3 separate regions of the Homo sapiens genome follow, and regions 1 and 2 are each linked to region 3. The links are chromatin loops, found by intact Hi-C in ENCODE. Cell type or tissue: ascending aorta. All regions are shown on one strand. Links, peaks and the distances in the headings refer to the core of each region. The heading gives the core; the rest is flanking DNA.

Evidence for each region. A loop is a pair of places that touch in the nucleus more often than their neighbours do. Peaks named below come from ENCODE experiments on the same cell type or tissue, not always from the same donor. Only the 100,000 strongest peaks of a DNase experiment are listed, where the experiment ranks them.
Region 1: a loop joins it to region 3, with 10 times the contacts of the local background. A loop is called at or near these places in 98 of 110 quality-filtered maps.
Region 2: a loop joins it to region 3, with 6 times the contacts of the local background. A loop is called at or near these places in 76 of 110 quality-filtered maps.

What each region holds. Positions count from the first base shown.
Region 1 is chr1:147,621,864-147,632,694 of GRCh38, forward strand. It overlaps BCL9 (BCL9 transcription coactivator), which reads left to right. Exons shown (of 10, transcript NM_004326.4): 9 at 408-668; 10 at 1,979-4,353. The coding sequence ends at 3,096. It also overlaps a transcript of ACP6 not described here. Among named protein-coding and RNA genes, the nearest start is that of ACP6, 43 kb to the right of the region's middle. In ascending aorta, for the core only: a CTCF peak has its summit at 5,829 (motif pointing left); a DNase peak (open chromatin) is centred at 5,798.
Region 2 is chr1:147,635,885-147,646,715 of GRCh38, forward strand. ACP6 (acid phosphatase 6, lysophosphatidic) reads right to left here. Exons shown (of 10, transcript NM_016361.5): 10 at 6,346-10,831. Among named protein-coding and RNA genes, the nearest start is that of ACP6, 29 kb to the right of the region's middle. RefSeq lists an enhancer at 5,470-5,971. In ascending aorta, for the core only: CTCF peaks have their summits at 5,051 (motif pointing right) and 6,290 (motif pointing left); DNase peaks (open chromatin) are centred at 5,082 and 6,282; H3K4me3 peaks cover 414 bases.
Region 3 is chr1:147,490,203-147,501,033 of GRCh38, forward strand. All of the region lies in intron 3 of LINC00624 (long intergenic non-protein coding RNA 624), which reads right to left. Among named protein-coding and RNA genes, the nearest start is that of LINC00624, 22 kb to the right of the region's middle. RefSeq lists a silencer at 4,861-5,050. In ascending aorta, for the core only: CTCF peaks have their summits at 4,968 (motif pointing right) and 6,605; DNase peaks (open chromatin) are centred at 4,989 and 6,559; H3K27ac peaks cover 853 bases.

The DNA.
Region 1 (10,831 bases), core at 998-8,997, 130 kb after region 3:
TGGGATCATATCACTAGTCTGGCTTCATAGCATACTAATACCTGAGTCGAATTCTAAACTGTGATTGGCAAGGGAAAGAGATCCACTTATTTCACATTCTATTCAGTGAAATGGTTGTCTGTAAACCATATTTTCCCCAAGCTTGAACTAATATTTCTAACACATTCCTGGTGTGTTTGTCTTCACATCTGCTGATCGGTCATGTCACCTCCATATCACACCACAGTCTCCCTCTGCACTCACACAGAGCTTGACTAGAAGATTGATGATTTGTGTCTGGGATCTAATAACACTGTCCTGTTCATCTGTCTCATTCCTGGCCTTGCTAGTTCATAATCATAGGGCCCAATACCCTTCAAAAGGAATCTAATTCCCTGCCCGTTTTGTTTTATTTTGCTTCCTTTTAGGTGGCCCCCCACCTCCTACAGCCAGCCAGCCTGCCTCTGTGAATATCCCTGGAAGTCTTCCCTCTAGTACACCTTATACCATGCCTCCAGAGCCAACCCTTTCCCAGAACCCACTCTCTATTATGATGTCTCGAATGTCCAAGTTTGCAATGCCCAGTTCCACCCCGTTATACCATGATGCTATCAAGACTGTGGCCAGCTCAGATGACGACTCCCCTCCAGCTCGTTCTCCCAACTTGCCATCAATGAATAATATGCCAGGTAAGAAATCAGAAAGGCAGGTTGTGGAGTGAGTGCTAGACCAAAGAGAAACCTCTTGAAGCGTTTTCTCAATGGCTATACACCTGAATAGGTGGAAGTTCAACAAGTAGAAAAAATCTTCCATCTAAGGTAGTTTCAGTAGAATGAAAGTGTCTTGACTAGAGGAAGATAATTTCTTATTAGCTTGATTCCTTATTTGTTTGTAAGAAAGCAGGTTTCTTTATAGTTCTGATGCTTCTGTGTACCTGGATGGTTTTGAGGGTTTGTTGTTTTTGTTTTTCTCTTTGGGTCCTCATGTAGCAATATAGAGAGTAGTTTCTAACAGGCTGATTGGAATGTCTTTAGTCCTCAAGTTTTTTTTTCTGGAAGAGCAGCCTCAAACCACAAGCAGCCACAGGATTTCAGACAGTGGAAAGCCCCTGTTTCCTAGACAAGCCTTTTTTTTTTTAGGACTAGGGAGATAATAAAATCCTTCCCTTCCCTACACATTCGGTACACCTTCATTCCTATACCCACCCCTCACCTCGACTCCTGCCACCTGACTAACAGAAAATGATCAGGATGGTGAAAGCAATCAGCAAAGAGACCATGACTTTTCAGCCATGAGTTTCTGGTTCCAGTTCTATTCTGATTGTTACAAATGCTCTTTATTTATCAGTAACTCTAATTAACTGGGTTAGTACATGTACCAGGAACAGCATAAGCCCCCTGCCACACTCGGTGGTAATTCCAACAGAGACACCAAATACTTCAATGTCCCAGGGACTGTATTAGAATATGTTACTTTCCTTTTCTATTAAAAGTTATTTCTTGAACATTTCGTGGAATCTCGAGTTTTAAATGCTTTCTCTATAAGGCACTTATAAAATAATGCCAAATGCCAATTGAAAAATTACCTGTTTAGTTTCTTTGTTATGATTCCTGATCATTGGGATTGTAGTACTGATTTCTCCAAAAGGACCGTACTTGAGTCATTCAGGCAAATTGTTTTCTTCTGTATTAAATATCTCCAATGAGGAAGGCGAAACTCATTTGTGTGCTAATTTATAACTTTTCACACATGACAATTTCTCCCTTGCTATCTTCTACACACAGTTTAAGACTCAATAATATATTGTCCTGTAGAGCTCTTGGTTTGTATGTCCCCAGATGTATTATGATCTTATTGATGGCAGGGATTGTGTGTTGTATGTTTTCCCAGCATTATACTATGCACATTGGATGCACAATAGTTTTTTTGTTAATTTATTATAGTTTTTCTGAGTTGATTTTTGGTTAAGTTGATTCCTTTGATATCTTTATTTTTCTAGGAATGGGCATTAATACACAGAATCCTCGAATTTCAGGTCCAAACCCCGTGGTTCCGATGCCAACCCTCAGCCCAATGGGAATGACCCAGCCACTTTCTCACTCCAATCAGATGCCCTCTCCAAATGCCGTGGGACCCAACATACCTCCTCATGGGGTCCCAATGGGGCCTGGCTTGATGTCACACAATCCTATCATGGGGCATGGGTCCCAGGAGCCACCGATGGTACCTCAAGGACGGATGGGCTTCCCCCAGGGCTTCCCTCCAGTACAGTCTCCCCCACAGCAGGTTCCATTCCCTCACAATGGCCCCAGTGGGGGGCAGGGCAGCTTCCCAGGAGGGATGGGTTTCCCAGGAGAAGGCCCCCTTGGCCGCCCCAGCAACCTGCCCCAAAGTTCAGCAGATGCAGCACTTTGCAAGCCTGGAGGCCCCGGGGGTCCTGACTCCTTCACTGTCCTGGGGAACAGCATGCCTTCGGTGTTTACAGACCCAGATCTGCAGGAGGTCATCCGACCTGGAGCCACCGGAATACCTGAGTTTGATCTATCCCGCATTATTCCATCTGAGAAGCCCAGCCAGACGCTGCAATATTTCCCTCGAGGGGAAGTTCCAGGCCGTAAACAGCCCCAGGGTCCTGGACCTGGGTTTTCACACATGCAGGGGATGATGGGCGAACAAGCCCCCAGAATGGGACTAGCATTACCTGGCATGGGAGGTCCAGGGCCAGTGGGAACTCCGGACATCCCTCTTGGTACAGCTCCATCCATGCCAGGCCACAACCCCATGAGACCACCAGCCTTTCTCCAACAAGGCATGATGGGACCTCACCATCGGATGATGTCACCAGCACAATCTACAATGCCCGGCCAGCCCACCCTGATGAGCAATCCAGCTGCTGCCGTGGGCATGATTCCTGGCAAGGATCGGGGGCCTGCCGGGCTCTACACCCACCCTGGGCCTGTGGGCTCTCCAGGCATGATGATGTCCATGCAGGGCATGATGGGACCCCAACAGAACATCATGATCCCCCCACAGATGAGGCCCCGGGGCATGGCTGCTGACGTGGGCATGGGTGGATTTAGCCAAGGACCTGGCAACCCAGGAAACATGATGTTTTAAGCTGCTAAGATGGGATGTGCCGATCCTTGTCAAGATGAGATTCCAGGTCCTGAGAGCTGCTTTGAGGGAGTTCCAGGAGTACTTACTATTGGTCATGCAATAGGAGAACAGAGACCCGAGGGCTGCTTTGGGGGAGGGGGGAACTCGAGAATGTATGGATTTACCTGAAAACAAATTATTCATTTAATCAACAGGTGTGTTTTTTTTAAGATTTATTTTTTAAAAATTATTTTTGTGGACTTGGGTATCAATGATGGCACCTACTTTTGGGAATCTGTAGCTGTGCTTTGAGAATTGCCATCGGTCATGTGTTGCACCGTTCTCTGTATGTTTACGTCCTTTGGACTGGCTTCTCCCAGGATTCTTTTCTGTTTTTGTTTTTTTGATTTGGGCTTTATTTTTTTCTGTGTACTGTACTATATTGTAAAAGGGATTTTAGCAGAGACTTTAGTCTTTGGGGCAAGAGGAGAACAGGAATGCTGGGCTGTTTACTTTAGGTGGAGAATCCATCTTCAGACCTTTGGACTATTTTCTTTCAACTGCAGTGTATAGAAAAACCAAACTACGACCTCAGAGCAGAGTATTAATGAAAAGCACAAAAAAAGGAACTAAGTTCAGCGAGGGGTGGGGGGAGGGGGGAGATTTTTCTTTTGAAAAATAATGACTCTTAGGACATTTGTTTTTCAGTTCAAGTGCTCTTCAGCACTGTCTTGTCTCCCAATATACCAACCCACTGGCACATTTTTCTCTTGTTTTCTCTCTCCGATTTTGCTCTGTCTCCTCAGTTAAGTGTTTCCTTCCTTTGTGCCCCCCGCTGGTGACCCTCTGCTTCCCTCTCTCTTTCCCTTTGGCAGCTGCAATACACAGTGTTATTTTGGGGAAATAAATCTAGCAAAGCCTCGCCTTCCATGCCGAGCGTCCTCTTGGCTCTGAGAGGGAAAGGTCTGTCCTTGGGATGCTCTCTGGTCTTTTTTCCCCCTAAGTCTTTCTCTTTCCCATCATACCCTTCCCTGCCCACCTTGTTTTCTGTTCTCCTTTTATTAGGAATTCCCAAGTGAATTTTATTAATGTGGGAGTGGAACAGATGCTAAAAGCTATCCAGGATTTTGTTTCTGTTTGTTTTAAATTTTGTGGTTCCTTCCCTTTCCTCCCCCTCCCATGCGTAAGACGTTCTGTGTAACCTCCATTAAATTTGGTACAAAACCACTCGCCAGAGCTGTGGTGTCAGAAAAATAAAATATATTGTTTCTTACAAAATTGAACTGCCTTTTTTGTTCATTTGGATTCCTGATTGTTTAGTATTGGGCATACCGGTTGCCATGTGACCCAGAAGCGTAGACTCTTTGTATTGGAGTTGATCAGTAAGGTGATGGTTAGGGAAACCACATAAAAGTACCTTCTCAAAGCATATTCCATGCTGTTAAGGAATAACTACTCATGTAGGTTTATTCTGTACTGTTCCTATCTCAGTCATGAAATCCTAGTTATAAGCAGAAGAGCAACCCTGGTCCCATTGCTGAACTTTACCTTTAGGGCAATTAATGGTCTTTATTAGGAATGTTTGTGAGAGCCAGTTTAGTGGTATGAAGTAATTAAGAAGGCCAAAGGTTGTATGTTTAGTTATTTGAATAAGCTATGAGATGTCCCTTGGTCTTGTTAAGGTAGAATATTATTACTATACCTGCAAATTATGGGTTTCCACAGTCCGTGGGTTTCTGTGGTCCTTTCTGGCTCCCCACCTCCCCCTTACCCCATCACCTCTGCTAACGCTGCTCAGTCTTTGTGCACAGTTCACTTCTCACCACACACATCTTCAGCAGATCAGTGTGTATCCTGCAAGGTATGTGCTAATGGACTTGCTGTTGTGCTTCTGTGCAGTTAATTCTGTTCTGGTGTGTGTATTTCTTTGAGTTGTAGGTGTTTTTAGCTCAGTGAGTGGGCGTCTGTGTGCGTGTTTGTTCTTAGGTGAGAGAATCTAAGCGAGGAGCGGCAGGTGCAGAGTCATCTGCAAACAAACTTGTACAAATTGGGCTCTGCTGGTGTTTCACAGTCTGAGCTTTTCTCTCCGACAATTGTTTTGGAGAGCCATTTTCTCTTCCTTTTCAGCAGCCCTGTCTTCTCAGTAACACAAGTGCCCCAGACAACAAAAAATGTGGAGATGAACATTTGAGTACCTACTCTACCAGTCGCCTCCCTGCACTTTATCTTGCTGATTTTTAAGGGGCCCTGTGAAGTGAGTGGTAATGATCTCATTTGCAGATGAGAAAACTTGAGCTCACAAGTTTAAGAATTCTGATTCAATCTGATGTATTCTGTTGGTGCTGGGTAGTGAAACTTTCATGTTGTAGAGAAATTAGGATAGTAAAATGAAGATTTTGTTTCACGAACTTAGCCATGTTTCTGGGTTCTCTGGCTTTAAAGTATATAGATGAGAACAGACTAACAGCCAAGCATGGGCAGCACAAGATGAGAACCTGAAGGAAGGGTCCCACCTGGCATTTGTCTACTGGTCTGGCTTCTTGGGTTGCTCCCCTCCTTGCTGTACCCAACAGTGTTGCAGTCACTAATGGTGTGTGGTCCTGTTGTTACTCTCACAGGCAGGGAGTCAAGGCATAAAAGGTACCCACATAGGAGAGCAGGTACTCACTTAGAGGGCTAGCAAGAGACCGGTGGGTCTGGCTGCTGTGGGCAGCTGGATGTGTGGCACTCCTCTCGCAGCCCCCTGCTGGAGAACTTGGGGCAGTGCAGATCAACTTCCCCACCTGAGTTTTTAAAATACCCCATCATACAACTTCATTCACTTTATCAGCACATGCCATTTCATCACGATAATGTCTGACAAGCCAAATTTAGGGTCTAAATACAACAATTTATCATTTACTAAGATTGTTATAAAATAAAATTACCTTTAGAGAGACTGGATGCTAGTGCATGGAGAACTGATGCAAGATTTTTTAAAAATCAGTGGAAGAGTGATGAAAGATGTTTCATATTAACATATTCCTGTGAAAGCCCAGCCAATCTTCTCTCTTTCCTCTCCTGAAGTTTGGGACTGAATGGAGAAAATGCAGTAGTGACTTGTTCACTTCAGGGGAAAGTGGTGGAGTGTGTGTGGCTCATAGCATTTGTTAAGGACTAACTAGAAGTATGTAGCATTTTCCCTGAAACAATGTAAAATAAAATAATTTACTTTAGAAACGATTCTGCACTTATACATGAAAACAGACATAATTATAGGGGTCTTATGAAGGAGGCGGCATGAGAAAATAAATTGAAAACAATTTTACATATTTAAAGCTACTCCTTAAAAAATGGATCCAACATTTCTCCCAGCCTCCCTGCGCTCTATACTTCTTGATATTATCATCACAACGCAACTGTGGTCATCTGTGCCACCTGTGCAGTTGGACAGGACTCCGGCTTGGTTTAATGCTCCGCTGTCACTGTTTGGAGTTCTTAATTATTGAATAGGGGCTCCACATTTCCATTTCGCCCTGGGTCCCACAGATTGCTTAGCCAGGCTGTTGTAAACAGAAATCACAACAGCTCCACAGAGGTGCTGGGACCTCAGTCTCCATATTTATTCTTTCTCCTTAACTAGTGGCCAGGAGCACCTCAGGCAGGGTACTTGCTGTGTTCCGCTTAAACTGTCTACACTTCAGTCATTTCCTTTTCCTTTTCTGAGTAATTTCAGGGTGCTGAAAGGAGAGGGAAGTTGCATTTTAACCCGAGGACTCATTATTTAGCAAATATTTATAGAGCACCTACTGTGTATCAAGAACTGTGCAAAGGCTGGGATGTGGAAACAGGTGTGTAAACCAGTTATTGCGATGTAATATGATGATTGCTACAGTGAAGGTGTGGACAGGGCGCAATGGGCCAGAAAGGAAAATTCAATGAATCCTCAAAGGAAAGGTGATTTTTTGAACTGACTCTTAAAGGAGAGAGCATTCCTGGAGGATGGTGGTGAGCACTGAAGCAGAGGAAATGGGAACAGCAAGGGCTTGCTGATGGGATGGCCTCTTTAAGGGAGGAAGAAGTAAAGAAGTAAGAAATAAGCCTAGGCCGGGCGCGGTGGCTCACGCCTGTAATCCCAGCACTTTGGGAGGCCGAGGTGGGCGGATCATGAGGTCAGGAGATCGAGACCATCCTGGCTAACATAGTGAAACCCCATCTCTACTAAAAATACAAAAAATTAGCCAGGCGTAGTGGCGGGCGCCTGTAGTCCCAGCTACTCGGGAGGCTGAGGCAGGAGAATGGCGTGAACCTGGGAGGCGGAGCTTGCAGTGAGCCGAGATCGCGCCACTGCACTCCAGCCTGGGCGACAGAGCGAGACTCCGTCTCAAAAAAAAAGAAAAGAAATAAGCCTAGAGAGAGAGTGGATCACAGAGAGCCCAGTGTGGCCCACTAAAGAGTTTGAACTTCAAAGTTTTAAGCAAAGGATCAGGTGATCAGATTGTGGAAGATAGCCTGGGGGCGGGGTGAGAGAACCACAGGAAGATCACTTGCAAAAATTTGCTTATTCTACAAAATCCTCAGACTCATCTCTTTTGCTTGAAATAACATTAAATTGTATCATATTTCCCATGCTGTTTAGGCAACTTGAGCCTCACTGCCACTTTCTTTTCTCTAACTCAGACCTGTAATTTTTTTCAAAGTCACAAACCCTTACATTTAAGAAAAGTCATGGAATCCTAATTTGGTGGTAAGATTTTAATAACACATTTAAAGCAATAAGTATATAAAGCACAAAACCAGTGGGTGGCCAAACATTTCCTATTGGAGGGAGCTAAATCATAAAAATAATGTTAAAAGGAAGGTATGCTATAAGGATTGTAATAAAAGTTGTCTCTATTTAACATGGCTTCTTATTTGGGTTACTGTTAAACAGACACGAATCTATTTTCTGCCTATAGGTGACCCCACTTCAGCTGTTAACTTTCTGTCTCAGTGCTTAATTGTGCTTGGTAATCAATACTGTCAGAGGAAGACGGTGAGTGTATGTATGACCATAGAAAGAGAAAATAAACAGAAGAACCAGAAATTATTTCCTCACACATAGTTAAAGCATGGGAAAATTCAGTTATTTCACCAAACACGAAAGAAACCAGATTTCTCTTGCAAAATACCTGCTTAGTGTCCACGAACAATTATGTGGGTACCCTGGGGTTCCAAAGAACAGGTTAAAGAGACCCAGCCCTAGGAAACTGCATGTCTTCACCGGGGCCAGCTGGGCGTGTTGCTGTGTGGCTCTGGGCGGCTGGGTTTCTCATACCTCAGCACCTGCACCTAGACCAGCAACTCCCTCTCATGAGGGGCTGACCCGCAGCTCTGTGCTAGCCACACTCTTCCATTCTCCAGAGGCTGGAGCCAGGGTCAAGGGCAGAAACAGCTTACAAATCTCAGTTATATCCAGTGTCCAATTAATTAGTGTTGAGGGTGAATTTAGTTTTCAATAATCTTTTTGTTTTCTACAGCCGAAGTTCTCTTTATTAAAGACCCCAGGAGCTCATGTTTGTTTCTCATCTTTACCAAGCTTCCAGGAGCTTTCATTTTCCTCACTTCCCACATAGAAGCTCAACAGCTACCCCATGAGCTGTTTTCCCTGGAGACTCCTGCCCATCCCCATGAATCAATCTGTGATCTAAGGCCACGCTTTTGGCGGTGCTTTACGGGCTCTGGAGTACTGGCTTCTGGCTGCTCGGTTCTCAGCGTCAAATGAAGACAAGGGCTGCGTCTGGCACCTTGCTAGAAACTGAGTCATTGTTATTGGGTTCAGTCAAAATGTATTTGATTACAGGGGATGGTGGATTACTGTGATTTATTTTGTTCTCCAAACTGCAGAAGATCTCCTGGGCTTTGGTAAAATTCTCTAGGATAGCTGTGAGTAGTCGAGCTATTGAAAACTTTTATACACACATATACACATACAGATTTACTTATACACATGTATATGTACCTTAATATATGAAAGTATGTAAATAATTAAATGCCAGTTTTGAAATGTCAACACTGCAATGAAGAGTAGTTTGCTTTTTCCTTGTCAATGAGGCTGGAAAAGCCCTAGAATTTTCTTCATTCCTGTTATGCTTGCTACCTGCAAGTCCTTTAAAATAAAATCATCATTATTTAAAAGTGTGATAATACCAATGAGGAAATACAAGGATCACTTCCATACAAAGGAAGAACCAGGCCCAGGAGAGAAATTATCTGACAGGCACCTCAAACTTAACATGTCTTAAACTTAACCTCTGAATTTCTCTCACATCTTATCTCCACACCCCACTTCCCCATCACAGTAAATGACATTATATCCATCCCCTAGTTTTCATATCAGACACCTGGGACTCATTCCTAATTCTTTACTCCTCATGTAAAACCATCAGCAAATCCTTTCATGCCAATTTCCAAAACATATCTTAAATCCATGCACTTTTCTTCATCACTCTAGATGAAGTTACTATCTTTCACCTCATTTATTACGTGTTTGTTTGTTTTTTAACCAGTATTTTCACTCTAGCTCTTCAGTCTATTCTCCACAATATAAACAAAGTAACCTTAAAAAGTATGAATTGGCTGGACACTGTGGCTCACGCCTGTAATCCCTGCACTTTGGGAGGCCGAGGTGGGTGGGTCACAAGGTCAAGAGATCGAGACCATCCTGGCCAACATGGTGAAACCCCGTCTCTACTAAAAATACAAAAATTAGCGGGGCTTGGTGGCACACACCGGCAGTCCCAGCTACTCAGGAGGCTAAGGCAGGAGAATCGCTTGAACCCAGGAGGCGGAGGCTGCAGTGAGCTGAGATCGTGCCACTGCACTCCAGCCTGGGCGACAGAGTGAGACTCTGTCTTAAAACAACAACAACAACAACAAAAAAAACAGTATGAATCACACCACTTTCTTCCTTAAGACCCTTTCATGGCTTCCTAATGTAATTAGTATGAAACCCAAGATTTTTGGCAGGACTGCCAGGCCCCAGCGCCTCTCCAGTTTTGCTTCATGCCCTTCCCCCACCCACTGTGCTCCAGCCGAACCATGCTAATTTCAGTATCTCCAGCGTGCCAAGGCCTTCTTGCCACAGGACCTTACCCACACCAGTTCTTTGGCCTGGCATACTTGACTCCAGGCTTTCCCAATGGCTGGCTTCTCCATGCCCCTCAGGTCTCAGCTTATTTGTCATCTCCTCAGAGAGGTCTTCTCTGAGTACCCTGTCAAATACCTACCTATGCCCAACACACACACACACACACACACACACACACCATCATTTTGTATCACGACTCTGTTTGTATCCTTCATAGCAATTATGTATTTTATCTTGCCCACTGTGTGAAGTCAGGAGCCAAATTTTTCTTGCTCATCACTTGTTCACCAGCATCTGGCATAGTGTCTGCACTCTATCAAAGATCAGTAAATAGCTGTTAAATAAATGAGAGGGAAGAAGGATCCATATGAGCTTGGGTGGCCAGGAAAGATTTCATGCTGGTTGTGGTACATGAGGTGGACCCTATAATGAGGCTGGGGGTGGAGGACACACAGAGAACAACACGAATGAGGAAATGGCAGTGGGAATGGACGGATAAAGAAAAGCAGGCCAAATGACAGCGAAGGGAACAGCTTAAACAAAATTGATCATGTGCACAATAGAATGTGAAATTGAAAAGGGAGGGAAGAATGAATAGCCCCAAAAGCCAAGAAAAGGAATTTCATCTTGATATGGGAAACAATTGGG
Region 2 (10,831 bases), core at 2,279-10,278, 150 kb after region 3:
ACCTCTCCCATCTAACTGATGAGGAAATGGTTGTCCAGATAAAAATGAATCAGTGACTAAGGCAGCTATGAAAATATAGAGTTGCATAAGTCCTGAGGGGTTGGGGGAGTGGCTTTCAAGAAATAGGAGGTGGTCCACAGGGCCAAATACTTCTGATCAATCAAAAAAGGTGAGGAAACTAACGATGGTACTTGAAATTGATTAATGTGTTGGTCTCCCAGAGTGTAGCTGTGGTAAAGCAGAAGACAGAGAAACCTAAGCATGTGGGGGAAAGGGTGTAAATGTGAAAGAGGCAAAGAGATACTGAGTTATACATGCTCAGTACGTTTGGCAGTACCAGGCAAGAGAAATAGGATGGTTAGATAGAAGAAAAATATAAATAAGCAAAGTTTAAGACAACAGAAGTACTACTAATTTAAGACAGAAAGGAAGGAACCAATTGAGTGGGAAGGATTGAGGACACAAAAGAAGTCCTGCCATCTTTGGCAGGAAGATCACAAGAAGCGGGACAGGAACTGAAGCACAGGTAGCGGTAAGCTTTGGGGAAAGAAAGATACCAGAAGTGAAAGGAGAAAGGTGCCATGTGTGATGAAGCAGATAAAGCAAAGAGACAAAGGGACACATCCCGGAAGCCAGATGTGCAGATATGGAAGGAAAACATGCTGATCCTCAGGTCAAAGGTGAAAGTTTGAGTCCTGCCTCTGCCTCTCCCTGGATATTTGACTTTGATCTCTTTGAGCTGGCTGCTTCACATTTGGATGTCATAGGCTTTTTGTGAAACTGTTATCGGACAACATGTGTGTATGCCTAGTATGAGTTATCAGAGCATTTTTGAGAGATGCCTTAGGCTGTAATGCAAAAAGATATGAAATGGCTGCTCTGGTAAATTAGAAAGCTCACAAGATACACCAGCTGGGCAGTAAGAGGGTTCTAGCTGAAGCAGAAAATCATGATTCTTCTTTCAGAAGGGACACCCAGGGACCCCTCTTGCTGCCCTCCTGGGCACTGAAAGGTAGCACAGAAAAGCCATAGAGAAAGAAGCACCACAGTGGAAATTCCATGATGGGATGGTGGTGGCCACAGCAGGAAGGCATTTTCAAGAGCTACTGGAGTCCCCAGGCCCAGCCAGCCCAAGGTGGGGATAACAGCAACACTTTAATAAGGTTACACTGGGGTCACCAGATTCTCAAGCACTTCTCTCCTCCTGCTTTTAAAGTTCAGAATCATCTAATTAGAGGACCAAACTCCATCCCTGACCACATGAAAAGCAAAATGAGGCCTGACTCTGACTCAAACTGTTCACAGAGAATGAAGGATGCTGTGGAATCCTAGAACTTCAGATTCTCATGGTAGGCAGGGACTGGCCCGTGTGTGACCCTCTACAATACTTTGCCTAATGCCAGTGTAAGCTTATAAAAGAACCCTCTAAGGTAGCCCAATTCATCCATGGTCAGCTCTGATTATTTCAAAGGTTTTCCTTATGTTGATCTCAAGTCTATACATCCCTGCAACTTACACAATACTGTTCTGCGTGTGGTCCTCAGTGCCCACATAAATCAAATATTTGATATGCCCTCTGTCTCTTTGATCCCTTCCTCTTGATGGTCTTTCTCCAATTGACAAGCTTGTCTAGCTCTGCTACCAAGTCTGGCTCTCAGATCTGAGAACAGTTCCCTGGCTGTGCTCTGAACTGTGCAGGATGGAACATCACTTCCTTCATTCCAGTACCAGGATAGCCATTGCACATTTAGGATTTTGAGGAACACATCATACTATGGATTCACACTGAACAAATCCCTCACTAAAACCCCTCTTCAGTTGTGGGCAACTGATTTTGAGGCCCCAAGATCAGAACTCTGCATTTGTCTCCATTAAGTTCCATCTTAAAATATTTGGCCTAGGATCTAAAACTGATATCAGCACAAACATATCTAAGACATCTATCATTTATTCATTCATTCAATTAGTCATCCAGTAAGTGATTTTCCCCAGTTGTATGTCTTCAGTAAATGTGGCCAGTCTGCACCCTGTATCTTTACTCAGTTGTATTTTATGCAAATCTTTGAAAAAAACGTGTCCAACAGGGCAAAGGCCTATCATACAACATGGAACACTTCCCTGAAGAACAGCTGACCACTGAATTAGTTTCTTTATTAATTCAGCAAATTCATTCAGTAAGTACAAATTGAGTCCCTACTACATGCCAGGTTATGATCTACAGATAGCATCCAGCATGTTCACTGCATACAGCAGTGAACCAACCAGACAAGGTTCCTGCTTTTTGCAGAGAAGGTTACAAGGGATAATAAACACTTAAAAACAAATAATCGCTAATATTGTTTAGCTTGCCTATGTGCCAGCCATTGTTCTAAATGCTTTATGTGTTTATTCCTCACAAAGCCTTATGAGGTAAATACTCTTCTTGTTCCCATTTTATAGATTAAAATGCAGAGAAGTTGTCACTTGCTCAAGGTCATATGGATCCTAAAGGATGGAGCATCAACCTGGGTAGTCTATCTGTAGAGCCTGTGTGTTTAACCACTGGGCTTCTACTGTGTCTCTGTAGAAATAAACACTCAATTAAATATATATGTATATACATATATTCCCATGTGAGAGAGGGTGATATTTAAGCTGAGATCTAAAATGACAAGAGGCAGCCAACTCCTTGAGATCTAGCGGGAGAGCAAAAGGGAGTGTGGTGGAGGATGAGGCTGGAGAGGTGGGCAGGGGGCCTATTCCATGAGGCCTTGTATACCAGGGATTGGGGCTCCAGTAATTTAACCAGTGGTGAACATGCCTAGTTGCTTCAGTATCCAGCCCATACATACCCATCTTGTCCACAAATATACTGCGAACAATTTCCTTTCCTGATCCCCATACATGATCAAAGGACATTCCCTTTATACTCCAAACCATTACCTTCCAGTCTTCACCATCAGTGTGGCACAGAAAAATACACTGGTTTTTGCTTTTGTTTTTGTTTTTTTGAGACAGAGTCTTGCTCTGTCACCCAGGCTAGAGTGCAGTGGCACGAACACGGGCCACCACAGCCTTGACTTCCCACGCCCAAGTGATCCTCCCACCTCAGCCTCATGAGTAGCTGAGACTACAGGCACTTGCCACCACGTAAAGCTGAATTTTAAATTTTTTGTAGAGATGAGGTTTTGCCATGTTGCTCAGGCTAGCCTCGAACCCCTGGGCTCAAGCGATCCTCTGACCTCAGCCTCTCAGAGTGCTAGGATTACAGGTGTGAGCCACCTGGCCAAGATGTACAATCGCAGTTCAGAATCCATTAAATCTCCATGGTGCTATATGACCTTGGCCAAGCCACAGGCTCTCTGATCTTCAGTTTCCAGGGATATTTCCCCATTGTTCCATAATGTTACCTTACTCCTAGAACTGAACCCCTGAGGTATTCAGCATTTTGGAATTTTTGACCTAGAGAACAACCATTCCTTCAACCTTTCCCCTTCCTGATCTCTTCCATTCTTCTCTGTGCAAGGCCCAGGTAAGCTGTGCCTACCTTTATGCAGCTGGCTTCAGTTACTAACAGCTCCAGGGACTGCTCTCTCATCTCCCAAAAGCCCTGCTGGTTTGACCCCATCAAGTTCTACTTACCCAAGTGTTATACAACCCTCCCCTTAATTACACACTCAATCAGTTCCTCCCAAGCTCAGCAATTTGTGGTCTCTGGGCATCCCCCAGCTGCTTTTCCGGAGGTAGCTCCCAGGCTGGGTCCTGGCAAGCCTCTGAAGCACTGCTTGGGTTTTTAAGGCCATGGTACCCAGAGTTGAAAGCCTTGCTGTTATTTCACACTCTATTTCCTTCCAAATTAATTCTCTGATGAATACTGTCCTTTGCAGTGATTCAGTGCAGGCCATTTCCTTACATCTTTCCCCTACCTTTGAGACTTTTAATCTCTCTCAAATCCAGATTTTCCTTTGTGAAAGGCTTGCCTCAGAGAAAAATGCCCTGCTTTCCTACCAATATAAACAGCTCTACCAACACTGGCCCCAGCCTCCCGGCACACTCCCTTTACTGCTTGACTTAGCTATTCCTTTGATTTCAAAGCACACATACTTGCCTTCTCTAAAAATCTCTGTACAACACAGAGCAACTCAAACTTCTTGGCTTACAGTAAGCTGCTGGACCCTAGTTTCCTTAAGCCCCAAATACAAGAAGATGCAGGTTCAAAACTTGTATCTGAGGAGGTAGCACCTTCCATACCCTTTCACATGGTTATTTTGCTTACATCCCCCTCCCCTAACCCCAGCAGATAGTATCACCATCCTTCCATGTGGATAAACAGAAACTCTGCCATGCTAAAGGAGTTGCCCAAGGTCACAGGGCCCAGGAAAGTGGTAAAACTGGAATCCAAATCCCTGGCTCTTATCTCCAAGGTAGGTGCTTCTTTCAGCATCCTTCATGTGGCTTAAACACCCCTGAAACAGCCTAGTCTTCAGCCACCAAGATCTTACCACCCAGGGGCAAGCCATCTAGGTCCGCAGGCACCCACTGCCCACAGCCCTGAGGAATGCTCCGGAGGAGCCACAAAGAGGCTCCTCTGGCATAGCAGGAGCAATGGCTTATATTTGTATAACACTTTTCATATTAGGAAGTGCTTTCCATACCTAATCTATGTCATTCCTAGGATAATTCCATGAGGGAGATGCTATATTAGAGTCCCATTGCACAAATAAAGATATACAGGCTTATCAACAGGAAATTAATGGACTTGCCCAAAGTCACACAGGTAGTAGGTACAGGGCAGGACTTGAACTCAGAGCACATGACTCCAAGATCAGTGGTCTCTTGAGTTCTCAGACATGGTGACTGTGGGCCACTGCCCCCCTCCCAATTTCTTCAGGAAAAGGTACATTTTATTTAAAGGCCAAACGGAGAGCGGAATCCTGAGAAGACCAGCTTTTTACTGGGGAAAGTGTTTTTCAGTTCTCCCCAGCCAGCCTTAGACAGGGGTCAGGTTTCTAGAGGCTGGCAGGGTGGACTGGGAAGGGCCGGGCTGCAAAGTCCCCTTGGCCACTAGAGGGCAGGGTCTGAAGAGAGCACACAGCCATCTCCCCGGGGAATTCCCCACCCAGCAGAAGAGACTCATCGCTGCCTAGCAGCCCCAGGACACGCTCTAGCCCAAAGCCGAAGAATGATCCCTTCCTGGCATGTTGTAGACAGGGTAGGTGCCCTTAGCCCACCCCTCCCCCCACAGCCCGCCCAGCCTCCTCTGCAGGTAGATGGCGGTGCCCTAGAGGATTCCAGCTGAGGAAAAGGGGTGCCAGGTGCCACTGACAAAGACCTGAGTTTCCTACAATGAAAATAAACAGGTCAGCACTCCAGGTCCCGGTGCTTCGAGGACTAGGGGAGGGTGGGACGGGAACTCTCTCCTCCTCCCTCTTCAGTTGGGCCCTTCAGGGTTTCTGTCCCCTTGCTGCAGTTTTTAACGATCCACGTGGAACTAACTGTTACAGGGGAATAGGCACATGGCAGTGAAGGGTCTTGTCTAATGACAGTCCTTCATCCCAGGGCCTGCCAGAGCCAAGAGCTCTGTAAGATAAGCCACGAGGCCCTCGGGAAGAGCTATCAGGGGAGCCGCAGATGAAGTCGGCCTTCCCTGGCAAGCCTGGCTCTCCTCCGTCCTGGGAAGCCTTTCACTTTGCCATACACGGGTGAGAGCCTCCTGTGGGAATTCTTTAAACCTCAACAGCACTCTGAGGCCCCTTAGAGAAAGGAGTCAAGGCAGGGACAGGTTAGGAATTTATGAAGAGCTTTTCACACCCTATTTTCCATCCTCAGGACAAATCATCAGGTAGATAAACATTAACTTCCCCGCTTTATAGTTGGGAAAATGGAAGCTCAGAGAAATTAAGTGACATGCCCACAGTCACACAACTGGTGAGTGAGGGAGCCAGGGTTCTGTACAAATCTCCTGCACACACAGGCACAGTGCCCCGGGAAGGGCAGGCGGAGGCGGGGCGCTGCCTGCAGAGGAGCATCCCCAAAGGCTCCCTTGGCTTGCGAAACCTACCACAGTTAAGAATCTCGTGGGAAGTGAGATGAAAGAGAAAAGGGAAAATAAGAATACTTGAAGGCACTTATACGTTTCCTTAATTGATTCTCACAACAACCCTAATTAGTACGTATCATTATGCCCATTTTTACATGAGAGGAAAAACAGGCTCAGAAACACCCGTCCAAGCGTTGCAAGGAAATAAATACGCTGTCAGAATTTGAACCCAGCGAAAGCCTTGGTGTTTTCCTTTACTCCATGCTTCCCCCTGGTGGTGAGTGGAAGGAGAGTGCATAGAAGCCACCTGGGTGCCAACAGAAGAGTTAAGTCAGCGTTCTGAACTCATTTATTCATTCGGTAAATCTTTGCTGAGGTCCACTTTGTACAGTCTCTGCACTTGGTTCTAGAAATACAATAAAAGACAAGACAAACAACCTTCTATTGAAGGACAAACAGAAACACGGGAGGCCTAGAGATAATTGGATTACACAGGAAAAGGGAGTGTGGGTCAGGGGTCAGGTGATGGAAAAATGTGTGCCAAGGTAAAGAGGCCAGAGGAGTGCGATTTCCTTTTTTTTTAAACATACTATAGGTCTGGCTAGGGAGATATGTGAGGGGTGAAGCTGGAGAGGTATGCAGGGGCCAGGTCTCAGGGGGTGATGGAAAGCAAGTGAGGGTATGGCCCATTAGGAAGCCACTGTGGTAACCTAGGAGGGTGGCCTTGGGCCCCGGAGAGAAGTGACAGAGGGGATATGTCATTCAAATGTCCAAGTGTCTGAGCACTGGCATGCACTAGGCACTATTCCAGGTGCTGGGGACACATCAGTGAACAAGAGGAAATCTGCCTTCATGGAGCTTCCATTTTAGTCAGGGAAATAAGCATATAGATACACAAATATGTAATATCCGGCACTGATAAATATCACAGGGCGGGGGAAAGACAAGACAAGTGTATTCATTTGCTAGGGCCTGCCGTAGCAAAGTATCACAGACTAGGTGGCTTAAACAACAGAAATTTATTTCCTCACAGTGCTAGAGGCTAGAAGTCCAAGATCGTGGTGTCAGCAGCATTGGTTTCTTCTGAGGCCTCTCTCCTTGACTTGCAGATAGTCATCTTCCCTCTGTGTCTGTGTCCTCATTTCCTCTTCTTATAAGGATTCCAGTCATATTGGATTACAGCCTACCCATATGACCTCATTTACTTTACCTCTTAAAAGGCCCTATCTCCAAATACATTACACCTGAGGTACATTCAGTCCTCAACATCATTGATAGGTTCTTGGAAACTGTAGCTTTAAGTAAAACAACATATTAGAGAACCAACTGTTTTGCTCATCAGTGTTACAAGGCAACGATGTTGAACAAAACACAATGTTATTCAAGGACCTGCTATATGTCCTTTCACTGAAAGCCGACATTTCCAAGAGCCTATTGATAGCATCAAGTGAGGACTTACTGTACTAGGGGTTAAGATGTCAACATATGGATTTAGGGGGGACACAATTCAGCCCATGACAGAAGGTGGCAGAGTATACCTAAGGCAGGAGGTAGAAGGAGGGCAAGGAGGGCCTCTCTGAGATGACAATGAGCTGAGATCTGAATGAAAAGAGGGAGCTAGCCACGCAAATGTCTAGGAGAGCATTCCAGGCACAGGAACAACAGGTGCTCACCCCGAGGTGAGGACATGGCTCAGGACTACTTGGCATACTCCATCTTCAACGATAGTAAGAATGGGATGGGATGATGGGAAAAAGGGAGATGTTAGTCAAAATGTACAAAGTTTCAGTTAAACAGTAGAAATAAGTTTTTGTGATCTAGTGCACAGCATGGTGACCATAGTTCATAACAGTATACTGTTGTCTTAGTCCATTTTGTGTTGCTATAACAGAATACCACAGATGGGGTAATTTGTAATGAACAGAAATTTATTATCTCACAGTTCTGGAAGCTGAGAAGTCCAAGATCAAGGCACCAGAAGGTTAGGGCCTGGTCTCTCTGCTTCAAAGATGGTGCCTGTTGCTGCATCCTCCAGAGAGGAGGAACACTTTGTCATCATATGGCAGAAAAGCAAAAGAGAAGGAACCCATTCCTGCAAGCCCTTTTTATAATGGCATTAATCCATTAAACATCCCCATTAGGCTCCACCTCCCAGTAACATTGTACTGGGCACTAAGTGTCAACATCAAATTTAGAGAAGACAAAAGCACTCAAACCACAGCGACTGTACACCTGAAAACTACTAAAGAGTATATCTGAAACATTTTCACCACAAGAAAGTGATGAGTAGATGAAGTGATGAATATGTTAATTAGCTTGATTTAATCATTCCCTCATGCATACATATATCAAAACATCACATTGTACTCCATAAATATACGCAATTATTATCTGTCAACTAAAAAGAAAGTAAAAAGTTTTTATTACAAAAAAGAAGAAGAATGGTAAGATGGCGAGTATGGCTGGGGTGCAGTGAGATGTCATAGGACCGTGAGGGCATTATGACTGGCCCTTAGTTTGAGATGAGAAACCAATGGGGAATTTAGAGCAGAAGAGTGGCACGATCTTACTTTGTTTTAAAAGCAACACTGTGTTGAGAATAGATGGGCAGAGAAGGGAAGGGCAGAAACAGGAAGACTAGTTACGAGGCCTTTACAATAATCCAGGTAAAAGATGACACTGGGACTAAGACAGTAGCAATGGAAGTATTGGGACATGGTCAATTCTGGATATAGTTTGAAGAGAGATACAACAGGAGTTACTGATGTAGTAGAGGTAGGATATGAGAAAAAGAGGGGAGTCAAGGGCAGTTCTAAAGTTCTTGGCCAAAGCAACAGGGTGAATGGTGGTGTCATTTACCTAGATGGGAAAGCCTGTGGAAGGAGTAAGTTTGAAAAGGCACGGAAATTGAGAGTTTATTGTGGACAATGGGAAGTTTGATACCTATTGTATATCTTAAACATCCAAATAGAGACATTGATTAGACTGTTGGAAATGAGACTGGGATTCACAGGGAAAGGTCTAGGTTGAAGGTATAAATTTAGGAGACATTGTGTAAATATTTAAAACTGGAAATTCTTTTTTTTTTTTTGAGATGTTATTTCTCTCTTGTTGCCCAGGCTGGAGTGCAATGGCACGATCTTGGCTCAGCACAACCTCTGCCTCCTAGGTTGAAGTGATTCTCCTGCCTCAGCCTCCCAAGTAGCTGGGATTACAGGCACATTGTACTCCATAAATAGACACATACAGCCTTCCGAGTAGCTGGGATTACATCACATTGTACTCCATAAATATAATAATTTTATAAAATTATAATAATTTTATAAAAATATAATAATTTTTGTATTTTTAGTAGAGGCAGGTTTAGTGGAGACAGGGTTTTGCCATGTTGGCCAGGCTGGTCTCGAACTCCTGGCCTCAGGTGATCTGCCTGCCTTGGCCTCCCAAAGTGCTGGGATTACAGGCGTGAGCCACCGCGCCCGGCCTCAAACTGGAAATTCTTGAGATCACCTAGTGGGTGAGTGTAGGGGAAAAGGTGGAAAAAAGGTCCAAGGAGTAAGCCCTGGGACACCCCAACACTTACGGATTAGAAAAAGGTAGATTCAGCAGGAACAAAGTCGAGAAATTGGAGGAAAACCAAGAAAGCATTTGTCGAAGCCAGTGAAGGAAATAGTCTAGGAATACTGATGAGAAGCTTAGTAAGAAGAATGAAAACTGGCTATTGGATTCACCACACAAAGGCTATTGATGATTTTGACAAGAGCAGTTTCCATGGAGTGGTGGGGGTGAATACTTAATTGTAGCTGGTTCATGAGAGAACTGGAAGGGAAGAATTAGAGGTAGCAACTCTTTTGAGGAGTTCTGCTATGAAGGGGAGAAGGAAAAGAGAACAGCAGTTCAAAGATGCAGAGAAAAAAGTTTAAGAGATTTTACAGCATATTTGTATTGCTAATAGAATAATTGGTCAGGAAAAAAATTGACAATCCAGAAAAAAGACACTAGGAGTCAATGTAAAGCTAGAGGGTTGGGCTTTGATAGGAATAGTGTTGGTTCATTCTTAGTAAGAGGGAGGAAGGAAGGCTATAAAAGCACCAATGCAACTGGGTTAGCAGATTTGGTGGTTGGGTGTTGGGGGATGTGGAAGTTTTCTTCTGATCTCTTTTAGATTCTTAGTAAAATAGGAAATACAGTAACCAGCAGACTGAGGATGGGAAGGGGATGCTGAAGATTGAGGATAAAGATATGTGAATAGATTAAAGAAATAAACAGGTAGTATTGATAAAACTTAACTGATTAGACATAGGAAAATGTGAGACAAAGAAAACAAAGACAGATTTCTGATTTGGCAACTGGGTGGAGAGTGGAGGTGTCTTTCATTCAGATAGGGAAGTGTGTGGGAGAAGCAGGTCTGGGAGGAGGGGGGTTTGATTCTAACATGGAAAGTTTTGTGCCAGTGAAATCCAAGTGGATAAAAGTGTCTGAAGCTCAGAAGAGAAACCTGAGCTTGAGATATCTCAGCTCCCTGATCTGGAAGTTGTCAATATTAAGATAGTAGGAAGTGGAGAGGCTTTTGTGGTTGCTGTTTTCTCTGAGAGGTAAAGGGACTGGTGGTTTGAAATCAGAGAAGGGTTGAAATAGATTCTGGAGAAGAACAGCAACATTGACAAGGAGATAGGGGGATCATCAGGTACTCTTAGGGGGCACAGTTAAAGGTGGAGCTCTTATGTTGAGTAGTTCCAGCCTTACCATTGCAGAGCCCTGGGGCCCACATTTGTTTCTGGAACTAAAACCACCAGGGGCCCAGTGTCCTTC
Region 3 (10,831 bases), core at 1,440-9,439:
CAGGCTGGAGTGCAGTGGAGCCATCTTGGCTCACTGCAACCTCCACCTCCCAGGTTCAAGCGATTCTCCTGCCTCAGCCTCTTGTGTAGCTGGGATTACAGGTGCCTGCCACCACACCCAGCTAATTTTTGTATTTTTACTAGAGATGGGGTTTCACTGTGTTGGCCAGGGTGGTCTCAAACTCCTGACCTCTTGATCCACCCGCCTTGGCCTCCCAAAGTACTGGGATTACAAGCGTGAGCCATCGCACCCGGCCAGATTCTTTAAAGTCTGACATTTCTATTCTTCTGTCACGTGGTTGTGATAGTCGTTCTCCCAGCGCTTTTACTTTCTTGACCTAGTGCAAAACCTTCATTCACAGGACACTCTAGGATATTATTTAGACTTCACTTGGCAGAAATATAATAATAGACGCAAACTCAGGCACTAAAACTGGGTGACCATATTCAGTTTTTAAGATAATTATCTATAACCCAGAAAATTTTTATATTATTTTCAGAAATTATTATAAAAGTGGAACCAATAATGGGAAAATAGAGATGAGGAGCTGCTGAAATGTCCATAATGATCTTTGCAGAGAGTGTGGATTGGCAGCCTCTGTTTTTTTGCACAGGGATGAAGAGAAACAGCTCAGCCGAAGTCTCCAGCACTCCCTTTTCTCCTCTACAGTTCTCCACCCACCCACCGGCCCAAAACACACAGGAAAGAAAACTGTCAGGTATATTTTTACATTCCTCACACCAGTGTGTTTCTTCCATTTGAAGCTGTAAGGCTTTTTAATCTATTATTGTAGAAGAAAGGCTTTTCCTCTCATTAAAGGGAATTCAAGTTCAGACTCCCTGGACTGATAGAGGATTCTGGATTTGGGGCTGGAGAAGATATATACTGTGATTTTCTCCTTAGAATTTAAGCTATAGTTCGGGATAAAATCTAAGCTAATGCTAATCTAATCTGAACTCTAACCTCCACTTGCAGGTGTAGGGAGTGTGATCTGCCACAAGACACCCCAAGTTCCTTTTTCACAGTGCCCTGTCCCCCGTACCAGAGTTGTCTCCAGCCTTGTGCTTTCTCCCTGCTTGCCTCTCCTGTTTCCTCTAGGGGCCCCCCCTTAGTCCTCCTCACCCTTCACCCTTCCTGCCCAAGGAGGAAGAAATTCCTCTAGGACCATGCTTCTGTGGAACTGGGAAGTGGTGGGCTGGCATGAAAAAGAAATGAAAGGCACCTCATCTAAAGAGAAGCTCAACTCCTAAGAAATAACATGCTTGCTTTTTGTCTTTCAACTCTTGGATGATAATAAACACACTAGGACGTTGAAGATTACAAAACACAGAACGTGGTCTCCAGGTCCACACTGATGATCTTTAACTACAAAAAAAATAGTGGGCAACTCTGGTTCAGCTAAATGGGAATATGTCTTAATGGTTTTCTCTGGATAGTAACCTCTTTCATTTACCTGCATTTCCTAATCTGAAAATCTCTAAGAGGTCAATATTCCACTGAAGTCAGGCATGGAAGGATCCTTGCCTCTTCTTCAAGAAAAAAGAAGGAAAGATAAATAAAACTGCACTCTGGGACTAAGAGCATGCAACTCAGATACTTGATACAAGGCATGCTCCGAATTCCTTTCTGTATAGTAGTGTTCACAGTTTTTTCTTCTCATTTTTACTTTTTAATTTCTTAACTTTTTTCTCAGTTGTTCAACAAACGTTTATTAAGCCCCTTTCATGTGATGGGCTCCCTGCTAAGTGTTTCCGGATTTAAAGAAGAAAAAGATTGGTGCCTGCCTTCGAAGGACTTTCAGTCTAGAGACAGACACTATACTATAAACTATAAATAGCCAAGTTAACAAATAATTTGCAATACATAATCATTCCTTAACTTGTTCAGAGCTGGTATGCCCATCTACATTTCCTTTATTTTTTATTTTCTGTTATAATCTCCACAGAGCAAGGCTCACCCTGGCCTGCCCAGGTTCTGCAGAGCTTGCTTACAATCTTTCAGAGAAGAGCATTCAGCATAGCTGCTTTTGATAATGAAGATATGGAGCTTTATATAATGACAACTGATCCATCTATAGATTGCAAGCTCTTTGTGCAGGCCTGTGTCTAATTGTCCATTTTGTATAGCAGCTAATCCACTGGGAAAATACCTTAAGTGTTTAAAAAAAAAAAAATGTGTAGCAATATTCCCCTGCTGCCACCTGGTGCTTTATTTACACTAAGTTACACTCTGAATTCTAGGTAAGGCAGCTTAAAATCATTTACCACACTCAACTATAAAATGAAATCCCAGCCCCTCAATACACACGCAAGCACATACAAATACATACTGATCACACATACATACACTCCTTCATTCCTTCCATCTCTGCTAGCCCAGAGCAGACATTTCTTCATGTTTTGAAGAAATGCTACTATGATAGCCAGAATTGAATCTTGAGAACTATGTTCAGTTAAGACTAGAGAATAGGACTAAGATAGTGTAATTGAAAAAACTTTCTGCTAGGCCGGGTGCGGTGGCTCACACCTATAATCCCAGCACTTTGGGAGGTCAAAGCAGGTGGATCACCTGAGGTCAGGAGTTCGACACCAGCCTGGCCAACATGGTGAAACCCCATCTCTACTAAAAATACAAAAATTAGCTGAGCATGGTGGCATGCACCTGTAATCCTAACTACCCGGGAGGCTGAGGCACAAGACTCCCTTGAACCCGGGATGTGGAGGTTGCAGTGAGCCAAGATCGCACCACTGCACTACAGCCTTGGAGACAGAGTGAGACCCTCTCATAAAACAAACAAACAAACAAACAAACAAAATATAACTTTCTTCTTTCTTCTGGATGACAAAATTGTGTGCTATACTGACGAGCCTGTGTAAAGAGTTAATGAAGCAGGCCGGGATCATCAGCTGTCAGTTAATTCATCATGAAATATTTTTGAAGACCCATAATTCAAAGCTCTGGAGAATCAGTGGTGAGCAAGAAGAATACCTTCTATGCTCAAAAGGAAGTTATATTCTAGTGTGGAGAGTGCTGTTAAGCTCCTAAACAAATTTTTAAAAATCAGGCAGGAGTAAGGGATAAAAAATACATAAAATATGGGGCTATGACTCAGGCGCTGCTTCCGTTAGTGGGGGCAGGGATGGCCCCTCAGAGGAGGTCACATTTGGGACTCGAGGCAATATTGATCATGAGGAAGACAGCTGTGTTAAAATCTAAAGGAAGAGCATTTCAGGCAAAAAAATGACAGCACAGGCCCCACGAAGAGAAAGACTTTGGTATCTTCAGGGAAGGCGGGAAGGCCGGGGTGGCCAGAGCAATGTGAGATGAAGGAGGGGTGGGTGGAGAAAGACTGGCTGGTGAGCGTGGGAGGGTTGGAGCAGGAGTGCCAATAGATTAGGGATTTGATTTGGTTCTGTAAGCAAAGGCAAAACCACTAGAGGGATTTAAGTAAGGGGGCAACACAATCTGTGCTGCTCTTCTGAATAATCACTCTGAAGGATGAATTCCAGGGGGAAGAGTAGAAGTCCAAGACCTGTTAAGAGGCTATGGCTGGCTGGGCGTGGTGGCTCACGCCTGTAATCCTAACACTTTGGGAGGCCGAGGCAGGCGGTTCACAAGGTCAGGAGTTCTAGACCAGCCTGGAAAACATGGTGAAACCCCGTCTCTACTAAAAATACAAAAATTAGCTGGGCGTGGTGGCACACACCTGTAATCCCAGCTACTCAGGAGGCTGAGGCAGGAGAATCACTTGAACCCGGGAGGCAGAAGTTGCAGTGAGCCAAGATCGCACCACTGTACTCCAGCCTAGGTGACAGAATGAGACTAGGTCTCAAAAAAAAAAAAAAAAAAAAAAAAGAGGCTATGGCTGTCATGTCATCCAGGTGGAAAGAGAGTAAGGTGTTACAGTAGCAGACAGTAGAGATGGAAGAAATTGTCAGCTTTGAGATATATTTTATAGGTAGAGCGAAGGGGTTTTTGGAAGACCTAGACATGGGGATATAACTGAAAGAAGAAAAGTAAATAGGGCTCCTAGAGCAACTAGGTAGATAGTGGTACCATTCACTAAGGTGGGAAAGGCCAGGGTTGGGGAATAGACCTAGGAGGAATGGGGAATAAATAGCTCTATTTGGCCATGTTAAGTTTGAAATAGCTGTTAGATTTCCAAATGGAGCAGACAGGTAGATACTAAGTCTGGATCTCAGGGAAGAGGCCCAGGTCATATGTGTAAGAATTGTCAGCATGTAGGTGGCTCCTAAGGCCATGCTTGTTCACCTTACTCTACCTTAAGCTCTAGATAATATCTTTTCCTAACCCCTCTGTCCCAGCTTCACTGAAAGGCATGTTCCCATCAGCAAAAATCTCAAAGACTGAATGGAATGGTAAAACTCTGCCATTCTAAAGAATCAGCTCCATGCACATGCATAAGACAGAGTTGCAAGGCCTCTTCCACCAAACCCCTCATTTACCCATGATAAGTTTGGGGTGCAGAGAGGTGAGAGACCCAGTGGTGTCAATGCCTAGCATTACCAGGGCTTAAACCCGATGTGCTGGTCCACAACACAGCATCCCTTCAGCAATCCTGTTGCCGCCAAGATGGCCTGATTATATTAGGGCTGTGGGATATGAACAAAGTCAGGTACATGCACATACCATGACTAAATTTAAAATTACAATTTTAATCTATGGGGAGGGTTCATTCTTTATCATTCAAAGGTGAGTGAGAGTCCTAGGCATGGTATAGAACAAACAGAAAGCAAAGTTTTAAAAATAATAATCCCTCTGAGGACCAATGAGGCTCACGTCTATCTCCAGGGCTCCTCTGAGCCCTGCTTGTCTTTAATTCATGGTCAGTGAATGTGAACAGGCATTGAGGCCCCAGGTGCCCTGGCAGTCTGCATCAACGCTTTGTGAATAACTGCCCTGGAAAGGTTAGGTACCACTTGGTTCCTGCAAAGCACCACTAGAGGGCTGCAGACACTAGCAGTGGCTGGTACAGACAGCCACTGAAACCGAATTTGAGAACCGCGCCATCGCCTAGTGGTCCAACCCTCCCTGTAGGTTGAGGAAATTAGAGCCTCAGAAATATTAAGTGGCTCTCCCAAGGCCTCCCGGCTGGTTAGTGACAAAGTCACAATTCCACCACAGTTCCTCTGATGCAAAATTCAGTGTGATATAATGGAAAGTATATGGGTTTTAGAGCCAAGAATCCCATTTTGCTGTGTCTTATCTTGGGTGCTCAGTGAAACTTCCTAACTTCTCTGAACTTCAGCATCTTGATCTGTTTTATGGGTGATGAGTGCTTCTGCCGTGCCATGTGTTCTGTTGGTACACTGTCATAGTTGAGGGGCCCGGCACTTAGTGAACACTCAGCCAATGCTGTGGCCTTCACCTCTTTCTGCTGAGGCCAGGTTCTTCTCTAAGATGGCTCAACCTCAAGAAGCAACTTTCAGGAATGAACTCAAATGATGCAGTCTGGTTACAATACTTTGCTGCATGTTGGAGTACACATAAAGAGAACTATATTGCTTTAAAAGACACAACAAATAAATACAACCATAGGAGGTACATATAGCTTTAGTTGAACAAGGAGGCATGGAAAGGAAAGGGGCTTCCTTGCTCTGTCCTAAGGTTTAGATTCCCAGCATGTCCTTTCATGCACCCCCATTCAGTGGATATTTGTTGAGTGCCCATTGAAGGAGGGACCTGGGCATTTGGGGAGGACACACACGAATCCTACCCTCAGCAAGAAACAACAATTTCATGCCAGGCTTTTCCCTGTAACTTTATTTATCTTACCTCTTGGATTCTCACGATAGTCACGCCAGTGATTATTAGTCCTTAAGGATTCATCAACAGTCCCTCATGATTTTAGAGATGAGAAAATTGAGTCTCCGAAAAGTTAAATAACTTGTCCAAGGTCTTTCAGAAAATACGGAGAAGCTCTGGAGTTTAAGCCCAGCTCTGCCTGAGCTTTCACAGCACTGCCTGTGCCCTATTCCTGGAGGTGTAAGGATTGAGGACGTGGGAAGTGCTGCAACAGGAAGGCTGCTGGGAATTCTGAGCAGCGGCCCCTAACTGAGGGGATCCAAGATGGCTTCAGGGGAAGCTCACACTGGCCTGGGGAGGTGGGAAGAAGAAATTCCTGCCACAACTGTATATGGTAAATCAGATGCATCAAAACATGGTGTGTTTGGTGGATGAAGGAGAACACACACACACACACACACACACACACACACAGAGTTAGGGCTGGTTGAATTCCATAAAAGAATTCTTCCTGAAAGGAAGTACAGTCAAAAGCTGAAGTAAAAAATCTAAAGTTAGATTTGTAACACCAGTATACCTCACTACCAGCTTGCCCAGAAAATTAATTTCATGTTCCACTGTTCTATTAAAAAACTCTGACTGAAATGTCTTCACAAGGTAAACAATAGGAAAGGGTCCAGGAACTTCCTAAAGCATTTAACACAGCCAAAGGCTGACCTGACCTAATTGGTGGGAAGTAGGAGGGAGGCCAGGGAATCCCAGCTCCCTTCCGCCTACCCAAGGCCTGGCACACTGCCACTTAGAAATACTAACTAGCCCAGTGGCCACGTTCAGCAACTGCAGGGCCGCCCCATCTGGCCCCTTGAGGTGCTGCCCACCAGCATGTTTGTCATTGTGAGCATCTTCTGAACATGAATGTCCAGATGCTCTTCCAAAGCAGTTCTAGAAATAGCCAGGCGCCTGAATAAAGCCTGACACAGGAAACATCTTTCCATCCAGGACAAAGCACACTCCTCCAGGGAAAGGAGAGAGGAAGTCATAATTAGAATCATTCATTCATCCAACAGAACTGAGCCTCCAGCAAAGAGCCAAATGTAATTTTTGACTCTGACTGCACATTGGAATCACCTGGGAACTTTTAAAAATACCAATGCCGCAGCTCCACCCTAAAACAATTAAGTAAGAATATCTGGGAGTGCAGCCCAGGCCTTTGTATTTTTTAAAAGCTCTCTGGATGATTCTTATGTAGTTGAGAACTACTGCATTAAATATTATATACAACAAAAAACAGAGTCACTGACCAGGCCTCAAGGAGCTCACAGTTTCACAGAGCCCTACAGTTTGCAATATGTTTATTCCTGCCAGTGACCTTGGTTGATAGTCACAACCAGTCTGGGAGGTTGTTGTTATTGCCTGTTTTGCAGATGAGGCAGCTAAGCCTCAGAGAGAGTATACAGCTGCCCAATATTACACAGCAGGTAGGCAGCAAGTGAGCACAAGAACCAGGTTTTCTAATTCCATGACTCCTGCTCTCACATCACAGACCAACATGTAGAGGAATCGGACCGAGGAGAGGCTCAAAGCACTTCATAACTGCAGCATGGCAAGAGTCAAGAGCCAAAGGAATAAATCGAGGAGAGTCTTAGGTGGACCTACCTGCCCTAACTAATGTCCACCAACCAGCTGATGTCCATTAGTGTTCCTAAAACTGTGCCTGCGTTGATCAACTACTTATTTAACTCTTCTCATTAAGAATTTTCTAGGCAACAGAACCTTGTGGATAGAATTTTAAGCAGACACTTAAAAGATCACCTTGCCAGGCTCCACAATTGGCCTTCGGATATGCTAACAACCCCTAAGAAGAATACAATTTATTGCATAAATTCTGATACTGTGAACAGTAAGTACTTAGTACAGTGTCTCAACTGATTTGTTGGCCATTAATTAATGGTCAGTAGGTGTTAGAGGGAGAGCCCATGTTAGTAAAAAGGAAAAGGGAAACAGGTGCAGCATGTGGCTAAGCAGTGGGCCAGAACGCAGAGGCTTTGAAATCTAATTCCCTTCTGGGTGGCTGTTTAGCCTTATGTAAACCCTTGCCTCTTTAGGTTACATATACAGTTTTGCCTAACCCGAAGTGGGCTGTACATTCCCATGGCCTCAGAGATATTTAGTCTAGTTTCCCAAGTGCTGGTCCTTTGGGAAGCAGGAATTACTCTTCTCAAACAGATTTTCTACCCCTGCCCTTTCCCCTTCAGCAACTGTGATCTGGCTCTTCTCTGTCTCTCTTCTAACCCCTTTTCTTCCTCACTCCTGGTGTTTGTCAAAGGGCAGTTTCCCTGTTCACCACTTGGAAATCACCAATAAAATGCAACCCTTCCATTTTGCAGATGAAGAGACTGACATCCAAAGAGAGACCCTGGCCAAAGCCACCTAGACAGTGACAGAGCTAGGACCAGCCCAGCCTCCTGGTCCCACCCCAGTACTCTGTCAGGACAGAAACAACCAGGACCATAAAGCATTTGTGAGTGTAGGTTCCATTCCCAATGCTAACTAGAGCAACTCACAGTTACTAGACTCAGCTTAGTGGCCTTTGGATATGGGTCCAACTGTGGGAAAAATCACGATGAAAGGAAATGTAGTCTGATAACCCCTTGCCTCTTTCAGGTCAAGATGAAAGTACTTAGATGGGTTAGTAATGTATGTTACTAACACCTCAGTATATGCAAAATCCATATCTGTTTTTTAAAAGAGGATCCACCGGGAGAAGAACCCAAAGAAGTAAGTCTCTAATAACAGCATTTATGGTCTGTGATATCTGGATTCAGTTGACCTTCTTGGTTCCTTCCATAACAGTAGTAAGGATAGTAATAATAATACCCTACCTACCATTTACTGAGTGCCCAATATATTCCAGTGGCTCTGAAACAGGCTTCATGTATCATTTAATGCTCATGTGAAGCAGGTCTTATTTTCTCCTTATACAGTTGAGGAAAGTGAAACTCAGAGTGGGTAATAACATGCCCACGTTTCCACAGTTTGTAAGCACCTGAGCCAGGGTCAAGTCTGGGTCTTTATACCACATACATAAACCCCTCCTCAGAGGACCTCAGTCCTAAACAAACATCGAGAAATTTTGGACATGGCAAAGGCCACACATAGATACAAGGATGCATAAGAGAGAGAAATATCAGTCCTCAAAGGCTGAGCATTCTGCAGTTGGCTTTGAACTGGTTGCCCACCCATCCCCTGGACCATTCATCTTCCCCTCAGTCATGGACCCTGGAGGCTGTGAGGGAAGCAAGCAGCTTGAGCACTGTCTGGTCCAACACTGGAGGGAAGCCTGATGGCTGTGACATTCATCAACTGGTTAATTTCAGAAAGGCATCCATTTGCACCAGCTGCTTAAAAAGCTCCTGGCCCTCAGGAGACACTCAACCAATCACAAAGCAAAGGCAGGGAGTGTTTCTGGTAACCACATTCAATTGGGTGTCTGTCTGCTGCTTGATGGGTTGTATAATTTCAGCAAAGCAAAGGACAGTGGAGAATAGAGTTAAAATGAATGATCTTATTTCTTTTAAATTATTATTCTTATATTTATGACTCACATTTGTCCTTAATGCACAAGTGCCCTATTAACCTATCATGATGATGATGGTCATGATGAAAATGACTGCTGTTGCTCTTTACACGGCGAGAGATGCTTGGCTGTCTCTGACAAATTCTCCCTAGGTGGCTGCATCTTGTGTGTGTGTTTGGAGGGAGAGGTGAGGGAAAGTCACCACAGGTCCAGGGTCTCCTCCTGAACTCAGTCAGTTCAAGTTAAAGTCTCAAGTAAGAAATGTCTTATAAAAATGATTGGTAAACCAGAAGGCAAACACATTCACATAGACAAGGAGAGATTTCCCACCACTTCCCAGAGTTGGTGTTGAGGAATGGGGCACTTCCTCCTAGTTGTCAGTTCCCCTCATGAGAGCAAACGCTCTATGATCACAGATTTGAAATAAAGTGCATGGGATGTTCTTAAGAAACCATTTCTCCTCGTTGGGGTGAAGATGAATGAAGAGAAAAGCAGTATGATTATTTCAATCAATGCATAAAATGGATATGACAAAATACTGCTCCCTCTTATGATAAAAACTCACAGCACACTAGGAATACAAGGGAATGTCCTCACTCTGATAATAAGTATCCACAAACAAATTAAAACTAATCATATTAAGTGGAAAAACACTGAACGTTATCATTTCTATTCAACATTGTACTGGTCTGTGCCATATACTGTTAATGTCAGAAAAATAATTAAAATGCATTGCAATTGGAAAGGAAAAAATAAAATAGTAATTATTTGCAGTGACATGATTGTGTGTGTTGACCCTTCACAGCCTCACTCTATAGTTAATTCTTATCGGGACCTCTCAATGTGGCAAACACTGGACAACAATGATCTCACTTGGTCCTGCACTGGTTATCTCTTTCATTTTACTAGTGGTGAAGGAGAAGCCTAGAGAGGGCAGTACCCTCATTCAACTCCAGGTTTGTCTACCTACAAAGCTGAAGCTCTCAACTGCCCCCTTTGTCCCATCTCTGTAGGTTTAGAGCTACTTAAAGAGTTAGCACTGTGTGTCTATACTCAAAAGTACCTTCTCCCTCTGTAGTATTGAGCACTTCTAATTTTTGCTTACTCATTCCTTTTATAGTCTCTATGTAATCCACCAGTCTGGCTGCATTTGAGAGTTTATATGTTTGTTTTAAACTCAATGGTTTATTAAAGTTAAGAATGAAGACTCAGTCCAGAAAAATAAAATATATATACACGTATATATATATACGTGTACATATATACACACGTATATATATATACGTGTACATATATGCACACGTATATATACGTATATATACACGTATATAAATACACACATACACACACAATAGTAGAAAGAAGTTGGGGATTATGGTAACAGGGCAGGTAGGTAGGAGAGGACAGAACATAAATCTGAAGATGCTACATTCACTCATTCAACAATAAATAAGTGTGAAACATTTACTGTGTGCCAGCTACTGAATG